Regions from separate parts of the Homo sapiens genome. Here region 2 is linked to region 1. A link is an interaction called in ENCODE POLR2A ChIA-PET data of the cell type or tissue named here. Cell type or tissue: A673. All regions are shown on one strand. Links, peaks and the distances in the headings refer to the core of each region. The heading gives the core; the rest is flanking DNA.

Evidence for each region. ChIA-PET counts read pairs that join two places held together with the same protein. Peaks named below come from ENCODE experiments on the same cell type or tissue, not always from the same donor. Only the 100,000 strongest peaks of a DNase experiment are listed, where the experiment ranks them.
Region 2: POLR2A ChIA-PET joins it to region 1 with 5 read pairs; 3 of 35 experiments call an interaction of 5 or more read pairs at or near these places.

The regions. Positions count from the first base shown.
Region 1 is chr14:60,984,246-60,990,812 of GRCh38, forward strand. SLC38A6 (solute carrier family 38 member 6) reads left to right here. Exons shown (of 16, transcript NM_153811.3): 3 at 485-558. Among named protein-coding and RNA genes, the nearest start is that of SLC38A6, 6.3 kb to the left of the region's middle. In A673, for the core only: no CTCF peak of the experiment used is centred there; no DNase peak of the experiment used is centred there.
Region 2 is chr14:61,128,390-61,134,956 of GRCh38, forward strand. No RefSeq gene overlaps it. Among named protein-coding and RNA genes, the nearest start is that of TMEM30B, 150 kb to the right of the region's middle. In A673, for the core only: no CTCF peak of the experiment used is centred there; a DNase peak (open chromatin) is centred at 3,032; H3K27ac peaks cover 1,537 bases.

The DNA of each region.
Region 1 (6,567 bases), core at 1,606-4,105:
ACAGCCTAAATAAATCTTAAGTACACCTTAATAAGATGAAGGTATGATAAGGAGGTCAATATCACTGGAAGTAGAGGGAGGAAGGGAAAAAGAGAAGACAATGAGATTGCATAAGTAAAACTTCTGTTTAGACTTAAAATAAGAAGAAAACCAGTCATAAAAAGGAAATATTACAAGATTATTTAATGGCTGATTCAGCAGTCAGCAGACAAGACTGCAAAATGAGGAAGTTTGCTTGTATTTTTAAAAAAGTTTGGTTTTTATTTTTTTTTATTTTAAAATCAGTATATTTTCATTTAAATAAAATTGGTAAATACAAAAAAGTAGAAAAGTATCTTCTTAATTTCCTTAATGAACATAATTCTGCTACTCAGAGATAGTTCCTGTGAATATTTGACTGTTAAGCAATTTGTTTTTGTAATGAGACACCATACAAAAGACAAACTTTTGGGAGGTTTTGACCAGGTGTTCTTTTATGTTTTAGCTTCTTGCTGCTGACAGTTGCTCTCCTGGCTTCTTACTCAGTCCATCTTCTGCTTAGTATGTGTATTCAGACAGGTGAGTAAAAATGTTATGCTGCTTCATTTAATAAAGGAGTCTCTTGAGTTTGTATCTACATATAGAACTGGATGTCTCAAATCTAATATCCAGTGAGCATACATTTTTATTAGATAGGGTGATCGGAATGGAGAATTTGAAAAACCAGGATATACAGACCCAATACTGTGGGGGAATATCCAAGCACAGGATGGGAGGAGGTAATTAGCATTTTTACCTGCTTTCCTCCACAACACAACCTAATTTTCTGGAGTAGAGTAGATCATGGGAGGGTCTAAAAGGTGTTCAAAGGATCCAAACCTTATGCTTATGGAGAAATCATTTTCTCAAGGAGAGAACACCTTCTCAGAGCTACTGTTGCCTTCCCTGCCCCCATCTGCCTGCTAGTCAGAGGTAGGGATGGCAGAATTAGGATTGTAGGAAGTAAGGTCACAAAGCTTTAATTTATTTAGACACATTTTGTATTTTTAATTGCAAGTCTAGAATAGGGTAGTTTTTTCCTAAGAGAAATAAGTATGTGCAGTTAATTCAATATATTTGTGTATATACTTTTTCCCATTTGGAATTTTATTATGCAATTCAGTCATGTATTGAATAAGTTCTTTTAGGATCCAGTAAATAAAAGTATATGAATTATAGAAGTGCTTTTCTAAGATTTTCCTTTTGTCATTAACAAATATTCTATGTTCATCAGTCCTGGTCTTTTTATCTGTCTAGTCTCTTTTGTCTTTGGATTAGGTCAGCTTTGATGCCAAAATCATGGGTTTAATTCTTATATGGATGAGTTCGTTTTGCTTTATCTGGCCTTGTGATGTTCAGATTTTAAGAAGAAAAGTAGATACACAAAATAGATAAAAATGGATTTCTTAATTCATTTAGTGTTTCTATAAAAGAATACCTGAGGCTGCATAATTTATAAATAAAAGAGGTTTATTTTGCTCATAGTTCTACAGGCTCTGCAAGAAGCATGGCCCTTCTTATGAGGGGCTTTTCTGCTCCATCTGCATCTAGTAAGGGGCTCAGGCTGCTTTCATTCATTGTGGAAGGTGAAGGGGAGCTAGGATATGCAGAGATCACATGGCAAGAGAGGAAGCGAGAGAGGAGGGGCATGCCAGGTTCTTTTTAACAACCAGCTCTCATGAAACTAATAAAAGTGAAAACTCACTCATTACCCCAAGGAAGGCACCAAGCCATTCATGAGGGATCTGGCCCCAGGGCCCAAACACCTCCCCTTTGGCCCTACCTCCAACACTGGGGATCTGATTTCAACATGAGATTTGGAGGGGTCTGACAAACCAAACTATATCAGTGAGACTATTCTGTGCTGAAACAGGTGAGTGAAGCCCAGTGATGTTTCTTAAGAATTTTAAGACTCTTCAGAATAATTCTGAAGCCACTGCTCTAGTTTGTTTTCCTAAAACCTGTCCATCATCAGAAATACTCATAGATCTTTTTATACACAGAGAGCTCTAAGCCTCAGGGATTCTAATTTCAAAAATCTGAGGTGAGACTCAAGAATATGTTTTTAACAAGGCAAAACCAGTTTAGGATCCATAGTTTATAGCTCTAACTTGTACCAGTGCTTTGGCCAGCCAGTGCCAGATATGTTTTTAACAAGTCCTCCAAGTGATTCTTATGCAAATCTAGTTTAGGATTCATAGTTTATAGCCACAACTTCTAACAGTGCTTTGGCCATCCAGTGCACGCCTTTGCTCTCAAGGGGCTTGGGTGAATGTGCAGACAGATGAAAATACTAGGAAGCAGTACAAATATTAATCCTAAAGTAACAGGTTGTTCATAAAAGCATCCTGAATTTAGGAATAATAGCTTTAGATAAATATATTTGTAAATCCTGCTGAAACTTGAATTTTAATTGCATGTATTGAAATTTTGCTGAATGTGAAAAAAATTTTACTTAATTGTGATACTTTAACATCTTGGTAGATTCTTTCAATTCATTCTGTTAAAAGATTAATACTTTAGTCAACTATGTGGCAATTATGTCTTTCAAGCTTCATTTTAAAACTTCATTTTAGTTTTAATTTAAGTAAAATGTTTTATTTCGGTTATGTGGGAGTAGTATTCAGTGTGTGGAGATTTCTAAGTAATTTTAATTTTTTACTCCTTCGGTTCACATGTATTTAACTTTAAGATTCTGACACTGTGTTTGTTCTTTTCTGTAACTCTGGGGCGTATGAAGTGAATATATCTGTTTCTCTTCTTTTTTCTTTTTCTTTGATTTCTGTAGCCTACTTGGGCCCATGAACTAACTACTTCATGGTTCTGCCTGCACATTGACTCACCTGTCTTCCGTTGATTGAATTCCTTCAATCTTTGTAAAATTCTCTGTGGAGGTAGGCTTTTCCTTTTTTTTTTTTTTTTCAATACATACATTCATATATAAAGACTAGAGTATAATACGTAACTAACTCTCTCCCAACAGTTTGTTGGACTGTCATAAAGGATTATTATGCTCAGATTGAATTCATTGGTAAGAGAAAGAGCTATCATGAGTTTTTATGAAATAACTTCTTCATTTATTTGCTGGTGGTAAAGGGTAAAGAGAAATTTTCATCTTTATAAAAGTAAAGGATTTCTTCACATGAAATTCTACTTTAGATTTTATGGAGCGTTTGGGGTCTATCAGGACTTTTCATGGGAGCTGAGGTGGAATGTAAAGAACCTTATTCTCTCTAGCCTTCGTTTGTCATCTGTAAAATGGCAATGATAACACTTCCTTCTTGGAATTGTTCTGAGAGTGAAATAAAATAATGTATATGAAATGTCAAGTCCTTGGCAAATGAGTGCTCCCTGGGGCAAAAATGCCCACTGGGGCAAAAATCCCTAAAGATTGCAGGGTGTTGTACACACTACTATCTCAGAAATAGTTGGTTCGTTGCCATTCTTTTGGAATACTTCTCATGCTCTGATACTAAACCCACAGCTCCCCTCCACTGGCTTCCATGTCACTGTCAACTGGAGAGAGTGAGAGTCCTAGAACTCTGCATACCTCTGGCCGAACCACAACTCCCTAGTCGTTGATCCCTACTACTCACTGGATTGTCACCATTATTTGCCTTGAGACCATTTGGATTATGACATTATACCATCTATCTCAATTTGTGTTAGTCATTTCAAGTATATTAGGTTATCTTTCATTTCTCAGACTCATCCCATATGGCTGTCATCTGTTTCTGACCTCGTCTTCCACTGCTCTCTAACTCCTGAAACCCTTCCACTGTGCTCTCTGGAACTCACAGTCAATCATCAGCAAAACTCACATGTCTCTAATTCTCTTCTGAACATTTCTGTCTGTTTCTTACACTACGAGAACCTCCTCTGAGGCTTCCCTGTAGTTCTCTCAAGTGGTCAGTCTTTTCTCTTTATGTCTCTCATACTAATTTGAAGATGGTATAGGTGTCCTGTTTGTCCCACATTTCTGCTTCTCAACCATCTTCCTCTCCTTGAACCCCCCAGCTTTTAATCTCATGAATGTATACCATCTACGGCTCTCCTTACTATTGTCATCTATAGACTCCTAGACCATTTCCTGTCATTTCATGAAAGTTTTAGCTAAATTTTAGCTTCTACTCACCTTTTAGTTCTCTTCAGTATTACCCCTGTTATAATTCTGGATGATTTCAATATGCATGTAGCTAATCCTTCTAATGCTTTCAGTTCCTGAACCTCTTCTTCTCTAATGATCATATTCTCTACCTACACTGGCCACTTATTTTCTCCTATGGTCATACCACTGATCTTGTCATTACCAAAATAGCATTTGTTAGTATCTGCCCATCTGCCACCACCATCTCCTTTGTTTCTAACTCACCCTCTCAAGTACTTCAACTCTGACAGTTTTCACCCCTACCAAGACTTCTATCAATTCATTGATTCTACCACCTTTGCACTGACCCCCCACACTCATTCTTACTTCCCTCTTTATCCAGTTGAGGTTTTGTAGTATGTTATTTAATCCCTTGCCTATCCCTTGAACCATCATATTTCCCTGGTAAAATTCCAACCATAGTTAAATATAACTCTGCCTGCTTCACATTTGCACCCATGCATTTGAATCTTCCTGAGGAAAAGCACAACCATGCAGACTGATATCACTATAATTCAACGTCTAGTGTACCTATGATGCTATCACACAATTCTGGTTCACTTCTTTGGTTCATCACTTCATTTAGCTCATTCATCTGCTATCTAGGAGATTGCTTTTTTATATCTTCTCCTGTCAAACCTTCGACACTTTTTTCTTTGATTTCACCCATAACTGATATTCTTCGCTTTCTGTTTCACTGAAAAAATAGAAGCAATCATAAAAGAATTTTATAAGCTCTTGCCACCACTTATTTATCTGTGCCTATATACTCTGTTCCTTGGGATGAATTCTTTGTGTTTATTTCTAAGGCCTACCCCCCAACTTGTGCTATGATCCCACCTGCTCTTGCCTACATCACTCCAGCCACTTTCTCCCTTCTTTCTTATTTCTTGGCCCTTTTCTACCATTTCCTTCCTATCATTTTACAAATAGTCTAATTTCTGTCATCATAAAAATCTCTTTTACTTTGCATCTTTTGAATATGCCTCATGTCTTCATGACAGCACTCCTTAAAATAATTGTCTAAACCAGGCCAGGTGTGGTGTCTCATGCCCGTAATCCTAGCACTTCGGGAGGCAGACCCAGGAGGATCACTTGAAGTCAGGAGTTTGAGACCAGCCTGGGCAACATGGTGAAACCCCATCTCTACAAAAAAAAATACAAAAATTTGTGTGAGGTGACATGAGCCTGTAGTCCTAGCTACTGGGGCAGCTGAGGCAGGAGAATCACTTGAGCCAGGGAGGCAGAGGTTGCAGTGAGCTGAGATCATGCTGTTGCACTTCAGCCTGGGGGACGGGAGTGAAACCCTGTCTCCAAAAAGAAAAAGAATTATCTAAACCAGATGTCTCCAGTTCCTCTCCTCCCACTCCTATCAGGCTTTTCCACTGAAACTGTTGTAGCAGTGACTTCCACATTGCTAAATCCAATGATCAGTTCTCAGTCAGCAGCATGTGACAGAGCTGATAACTCCTTGCTCTCTGAAAGACAAGTCACGCTTTCCTAGTTCTTCCTGTTTCATCAAACACTCCTTTTCTCTTCTGTTGAATTCTCTTAATCTCCCCATCCTCTAAACATTGGTGTACCCCTGGGACTATTCCTCTGATCTCTTTTCTTTTCCCTTCTTTTCTTTTTTTTTTGAGACAGAGTCTCACTCTGTCACCCAGGCTGGAATGCAATGGTGTGATTTTGGCTCACTGTAACCTCCGTCCTGCAGGGTTCAAGCGATTCTCCTGCCTCAGCCGTCTGAGTAGGTGGGATTATAGATGTGTGCCACCACACCCAGATAAGTTTTGTATTTTTAGTAGAAACAGGGTTTTGCCATGTTGGCCAGGCTGGTCTCAAACTTCTGGCTTCAAGTGATCCACCCACCTTGTCCTCCCAAAGTGCTGGGATTACAGGTGTGAGTGATCTCTTTTCTTTTACACTCATTATCGGGCTCATGGTGATTCTGAAATTTATATCCCTGGCCTGGAACTCTCCCCTGAATTTCAGTCTCATCTCCAGCTGCCTCCGTGACATCTCCACTTGGATGTCTAACAGCTCAGATTTGTAAAACTCCCCATCTTTATACTACCAATCTACACTTTCTACTGTTCCCATCTAAGTAAATGGTAATGTCTTTCTTCTAATTGCTTAGGCCAAAGATCTTTAAGTTATTCTGTATCTCCCCTTTTTCCCCTCATCCTGCATGTTCAGTCCATGCCATACTGTTCCCTTCACTTCAAAAAAAATTTTTTTTCGAGATAGTGTCTTGCTGTGTGGCCCAGGCTGGAATGTAGTGGCGTGAACATAGCTCACTGCAGCCTCGACCTCCTGCCTCAGCCTCCCGGGTAGCTGGTAATCACAGGCACACATCACCATGCACGTCACCACACCTAACTAACCTCAGCCTCCTGAGCAGC
Region 2 (6,567 bases), core at 2,088-4,587, 140 kb after region 1:
TCTTCCCTCTTTCCCAGCCCCTGGCTACGCCCAGTGACAGTTCTCACTTGTGCCAGGACTAATTGCCTGGCCTCCTGAGTTGAACTCTTCTCCTCCAGTCTCCACACTGCCAGTCCAGCAATCTCTCCCTGAGGTAAATATGACCTTACCACCCCCTTTCCTACCTAAAGCTCTTCAGCGGTGCTCCCTATGCCAGTGGGATCAAGCCCAAGCTCCTGAGCCCAGCACACAAATCCCTCCGTAGCCTGACTGCTGCCCCTGGCCTCTGACTCTCAAACCTTGTCAAATATTCTTACAGTTAATGCAACAAACATACCATTTCCTGTTTCTTTGCTCACACTGCTCCCTCTCCCTGAAGGGCCTTTTCTCTCCTGCCTGCTTGGTTGATGTGAACTCACTTTCTCCTGCATGGAAACCTTTCCAATATCCCCTACTCTTCCTTTCCTCCCCAGGTAAAATTGATTATCTGTAAGCTGAACTGAAGTCTACATCATAGCAAATAAAATAAAATATTTTCTACGATTTAATTGTTCACAAATCTGTTTGGTTTTTTGTTTTTTTTTTTTTCCACCAGACCATAGTCTCTCTAAGGTAGGGGCCACATTGTTCTTGGCAACCCTGTGCCTGACACCGAAACACGTGGTGAACTGAAATGGAAAGTGTGTATCTGATCAATGCTGGTTGCCACACATCTAATCCTATGTTGATGAGCACATGTCATTTTTTGTTCTTAGCAGCTATTATATATGGTAACACTTTCTAAACAATGGACAGAAACTGATCACAAGTTCCAGGCAGGCATGCAAGACAGGGGGAGTCCATAAAAGGTGCTCAGCCTTGCTGAGAACCCCTGGTATCACCAGCAGCTGGAAAAGCACCCAGAGTCTGCAGCAGTTCCAAGCCTGTGGACTTTGTGTCTCAGGTACCAGGGTTATCTCAGGATGAAAGTCAGGCCAGTTCCTCCAGCCACTTGGCTCTGCATCCCCTTCTCCTACAGGAGGGGCCAGCAGGGACTTCTGGTTTACCTTTGGAAGGGAGGGAGAGGGGATAGGCCAGGCAGGTATGAAACCTACTCAGGTATTCAGGGCCCAATAGGCAGCTTGTCTACTTGTGACTCATCGAATGGGCAAGGATGCACACAGGATGCGACGCAGCCCTGCCCTGGAAGGGCTCATACTCAGTGTGGAGGCCAGGGCAGTAAACCAATGAGGTGAATATGAAAGACCTGCCAAGGGAGAGGCAAATGCCAAAGGATGAGTGCACCCGGGCAGAGACTTCTACCCACCTCCTTCCCAAGACCATGTGCTCCCCTCCCCTCACACAGGGGTCCCTGTCCCCCTTGTTCCCTGATCTTCTGTCTGCACAAACTTCCCGCTCTGTCTGGACCGCTCCTCCCACTGTACCACGCACAGCCTGTTCCTTTCCATCTTCAGTGTCCGCTGAAATGTCCTTTCCTCAGAGGCTTCTTCTGTCACCCCCTTTATAGCAGCTTCTGTACTTTAAACTGCATTATTTGCTCTCAGCTTCTTGTTTATTTCCTTGAAAACATGAATTGAAGGAACCATCTTATTTATTATGTGTATTGTGTCTCTAATCCACTGGCTCCATGAGGGCAGAGGTTGCATCCATGTTGTGTTCTCCTGTGTTGACAGCATCTGGGACATAGTAGAGGCTTAATAATTGTTTACTAAACAAATGAAGGAAAGAAGTGCTCTTGTTGGTTCTCTGGTAGGTGGTGATGAGAGATGTCATGGGAGGTCCAGAAGTCAGGACATTCAAAGAGGGCCTAGTAGCATTGTCAAGCGTTTGCCAGATGGAAGAGGCATTGCAGGTGTGTGAGCAGGGATGTGATTCTGAGGGTGATGAAGGGTGGTGGTGGGGATACATGTAGCCCACCTGGGGAGGTAAAAGGGGGCAGCTATTGTCCCTTTTTGGGGGGATGGCCCCTCTCCTTGATGGTTGGGACAATGAGGTAAACTATTAAAGGTCCATGTGGACACATCTACCCCTGGGGCATGCCCATCCAGGCTAAACAAAATCAGCACAAGCTGAACAATTAGGACTCAGAGAGCTACCTGAGGGATCTAACAAGGACAGCAAGGACACTCAAGTGACCTCAGATGATTCTGAAACCTGGGAAAAAGACTCCACAAGCCCAGGCCATCTGATCATGAGATGCATCTCCTGACTGCCTCTGGCTGTTCACAAAGAGCTGGCCAAGGACATTCCGGCTATGCCAGGCCACCGGGCCAAGTTCCCAGGGACAGCAATCCACCGCCTCTCTCCCCCCATCACACCCAAGGGAAGCACACAAAGTAGGCCTGGGTCCATGGCCTGGCAGACACCTGTCCCCGGCTTTCTGGGACAGTGCACTGCATCAGCTGCCAGCAAAACAACCAGCCCCTTTTCAATGGGCCAGTGGGCAGGGCTGCCATTGGCGGAGCCCTGGTGATTTACGACACCCCGGCTCAGTGCACCATCAGGGAGCTTCCAGGTAGAATCTCCAACTTCACCAGGCAAGGGCTCTCCCTTCCAGTGATTTATGGAGCCAGAGTGAGCCAGTTGTTTTTTTTCCCTTTCCCTCCTCCCTCCTCCTCCAGGACAAATAGGTTTCACATCGCTGTGGGCACTCTGGTCTGCAATGACAAGACAAAGAGGTTCCACTTGTCCCTCTGCCCCCTGCACCTGCTGTCAGGGGATGATGGTTATTGGTCAGCAGCCACATCCATTTCACTGGCACTTTTAGCTCTTTATGTGGTGCCGGCCACAGCATCAGCCACAGGGCTCTCTCGATGGCTTTGCTGGTTGCTCAGATATATTGCCTATCTAGAATAGACCTGCCTCCAAACTACAAGGTCAAACTTTCCTCTCCTGACCTAAATTCCTTCCTTCTTTCCTTCCTTCCTTCCTTCCTTCCTTCCTTCCTTCCTTCCTTCCTTCCCTCCCTCCCTCCCTCCTTCCTTCCTACCCTCCCTCCCTCCTTCCTTCCTTCCATCCAAATAATCCATACATCTTGATTTCTTGGCATAAGACTCCAGGGGGCTGGGGTTGCCTTCCATAGCAAGAGAACAATCATGAAGCAGCTGGTGCCCTGAGCCTGCTTTGTGTTGTACAATGAAGGGCCTTGAGCTTTTTCAAAGTCATGTCTTAGCTCCAAGAGGTCAAAAATGAAAGAAGATGGCTGTCCATCTCTGTTATTCTCAGGTGCCTTCGCATTGCTCTGGCGCTACATCAGTGCAGTGGTGTCCTCAGGGTCAGGGGGGTAGCAGGGAAGAGGCACAGCCAAGACAGAGTGGGAGGGAGACTGAGAAATGCCTCCCAGCCTCGCCAGCTTTGGGAGTCAGAGGTCCTTGGCAAAGAGCCTTCACTCACTTACACCCCCAAGAAGTGCCTGGGAATTTATCAGGAGAGGCTGCCATCTATGGAAAATCACAGACAAAATGCAACACCAATCACTCTGTGAAGTCCAGTCCCTTTTCCTCTGTCATGCATGGGGAAGGAAGAAAAAGTGAGCAGTCAGTCCGGCACCAAGCCCACCCGCCCTCACCCATAGCAGCCCCTCCACAATCCACTCAAGAGAACTGATGTAAGCCAGGCTGATTGTCTCAGCTCCAAATGTGGCAGCCAGCAGCAGAAGGACTTGTCAGGTCTCTGGGATGCCGGGGCTGCTTCTCCAAGGTTACCAGGCTGCTGCATGTGGCTTCATCTTTCTGTTCTCTGGCGGCCTTCATGGGCTTCTGTAGCCTGCCTGTGCACAAGACTGTGCTGGAGACTATGGGATGTGTTGGGGCCCTGTTGTTCGGGATGTTGTTGGGTGTGGGAGAGGCACTGTTTCAGCAGCCCCTGCTCTCAGGGTGATGGCATACTGTGGGTGATTAATAATATATGCTAGCATTTTGGGGCACTTACTCTCTGCCAGGCACTGTGCTAAGTACTTTATTTATATCATCTCATTGAACCCTCTCGACAGCCTGTCAGGAGCACACTATTGCCTGATTTTTGCAGATGAGGAAACTGAGCTTTAGGAAGATTAGATAATTATCCAAGATCACATACTAGTAACAGGGAGAGCCAAGAATTGGACACATGATTTAAATTCTCGTGTGCTTAGTAAGTTGTACAGCCTTCTTCTATGAGGGTTATTGGGAATTCAGATATTTAAGGAGCACTAAGAAAATTAGTCAAAATTCCAAACAACAGTTAAAGCCAGGCTGTTTAGATAAAGCATTTTCCAGAATATGGGCTGGGACAAGGCAGGAACACATCAAACCCTTCAATTCCTCGGATGAGTCTAAGGCAGCCACCAGCTGCAAATGGTTTTCTCTGCTCCTGAGAGGCTCAGAACACACCTCCTAGCCTCACCTGGATTTATGTGGCTGGGATGAGGCCTTGACAGCAGAATCCCAAAGACGTAGACATCTTTGAGGGGCCTCTATTCTGCCTATCATGCATAGGTTTCCTTATTAGTCTACATGATAGCCATATGAGGTATGTATTCTGATATGGCTGGGCTCTGTGTCCCAACCCCAATCTCATCTCGAATTGTAATCCCCACGTGTCAAGGGAGAGAGGTAACTAGATCACGAGGGCAGTTTCTCCCATGCTGTTCTTGTGATAGTGATTGAGTTCTCTCAGGGTCTGCTGGTTTTATAAGTGTTTGTGAGTTCCTCTTTTATTCTCTCTCCTGCCTCCTCGTGAAGGTGAATGCTTCCCCTTCCACCATGACTGTAAGTTTCCTGAGGCTTCCCCCACCATGCAGAACTGTGAGTCAATTAAACCTCTCTTCTTTATAAATTACCCAATCTCAGGGAAGTTGTTCACAGCAGTGTGAAAACAGATGAATACATATTCTTATTTTCACTCGCGTGAAGAGACCACTAAACAGGCTTTGTGTGAGCAACAAGGCTGTTTATTTCACCTGGGTGCAGGCGGGCTGAGTCTGAAAAGAGAGTCAGCTAAGGGAGATAGGGGTGGGGCCGTTTTATAGGATTTGGGTAGGTAAAGGAAAAAGGGGGGTTGTTCTCTGGCAGGCAGGAGTGGGGGTCACAAGGTGCTCAGTAGGGGAGCTTTTGAGCCAGGATGAGCCAGGAGAAGGAATTTCACAAGATAATGTCATCAGTTAAGGCAGGAACAGGCCATTTTTACTTCTTTTGTGGTGGAATGTCATCAGTTAAGGCAGGAACCGGCCATTTGGATGTGTACGTGCAGGTAACAGGGGATATGATGGCTTAGCTTGGGCTCAGAGGCCTGACATTCCTGTCTTCTTATATTGACAAGAAAAATAAAAGGAAATAGTGGTAAAGTGTTGGGACGGTGAAAATTTTTGGGGGGTTGTATGGAGAGATAATGGGCGATGTTTCTCAGGGCTGATTCGAGGGGGATTACGGGCGGCGGGGGAACGTAGAGTGGGAGAGATTAAGCTGAAGGAAGATTTTGTGGTAAGGGGTGATACTGTGGGGTTTTTAGAAAAAACATTTGTCATTTAGAATTATTGGTGATGGCCTGGATACAGTTTTGTATGAATTAAAAAACTAAACGGAATAAAAGAAGGAGAAAAACAGGTATTGAAGGACTAAGAATTGGGAGGACCTAGGACATCTAATTAGAGAGTGCCTAAGGAGGTTCAGCATAGCCTTGCCAGCAAAGATTATTTATTTACTTTAAGAGTTAAGAATGGTGGTTTGGGGATAGCACCAGGAGATATCAGCTGTGATGACTTGGAGAAACAGTGTAAATTGGCAGTGTAAACAAGAGCAGGGCATGTATGAGTAGTTGAGAACGGTGAATAGGAGTATGACTAGACAGAAGATAGTAGGGATGACAAGTTTTTCGGGGCACAGTCCAAGTTGGTCTGGTGTCTGGAATGAGACTGGGGCCTAATAAAAAGGAGCATCTATACAGGAGCTCAAGTGGGCTGTACCTTGTAGCATTCTGAGGACAGGCCTGAATTCTGAGAAGGGAAAGTGGTAAAAGTATTGTCCAGTCTTTTTTAAGTTGGTGGCTGAGCTTGGTGAGGTGTGTTTTTAAAAGACCATTAGTCTGTTCTACCTTTCCTGAAGACTGAGAACTGTAAGGGATATAAAGGTCTCACTGAATACTAAGAGCCTGAAAAACTGCTTCGCTGATTTGACTAATAAAGGCTGGTCTGTTATCAGACTGTATAGAGGTGGGAAGGCTAAACGGAGGAATTATGTCTGACAGAAGGGAAGAAATGACTGCGGTGGCCTTCTCAGACCCTGTAGGAAAAGCCTCTACCTATCCAGTGAAAGTGTCTACCTAGACTAAGAGGTATTTTAGTTATCTGACTCGGGGCATGTTGAGTAAAGCTAATTTGCCAGTCCTGGGTGGGGGCAAATCCTCAAGCTTGATGTGTAGGGAAGGGAGGGGGCCTGAATAATCCTTGAGAAGTAGTAGAATAGCAGATGGAACACTGAGAAGTTATTTCCTTGAGGACAGATTTCCATGATGGAAAGGAAATGAGAGGTTTTAAGAGGCGGGCTAGTGGCTTGTACTATAGCATAGCCTGCCTTTGCTGGTGTGTGGCGATTAGGCCTGGTGGAACTGCCA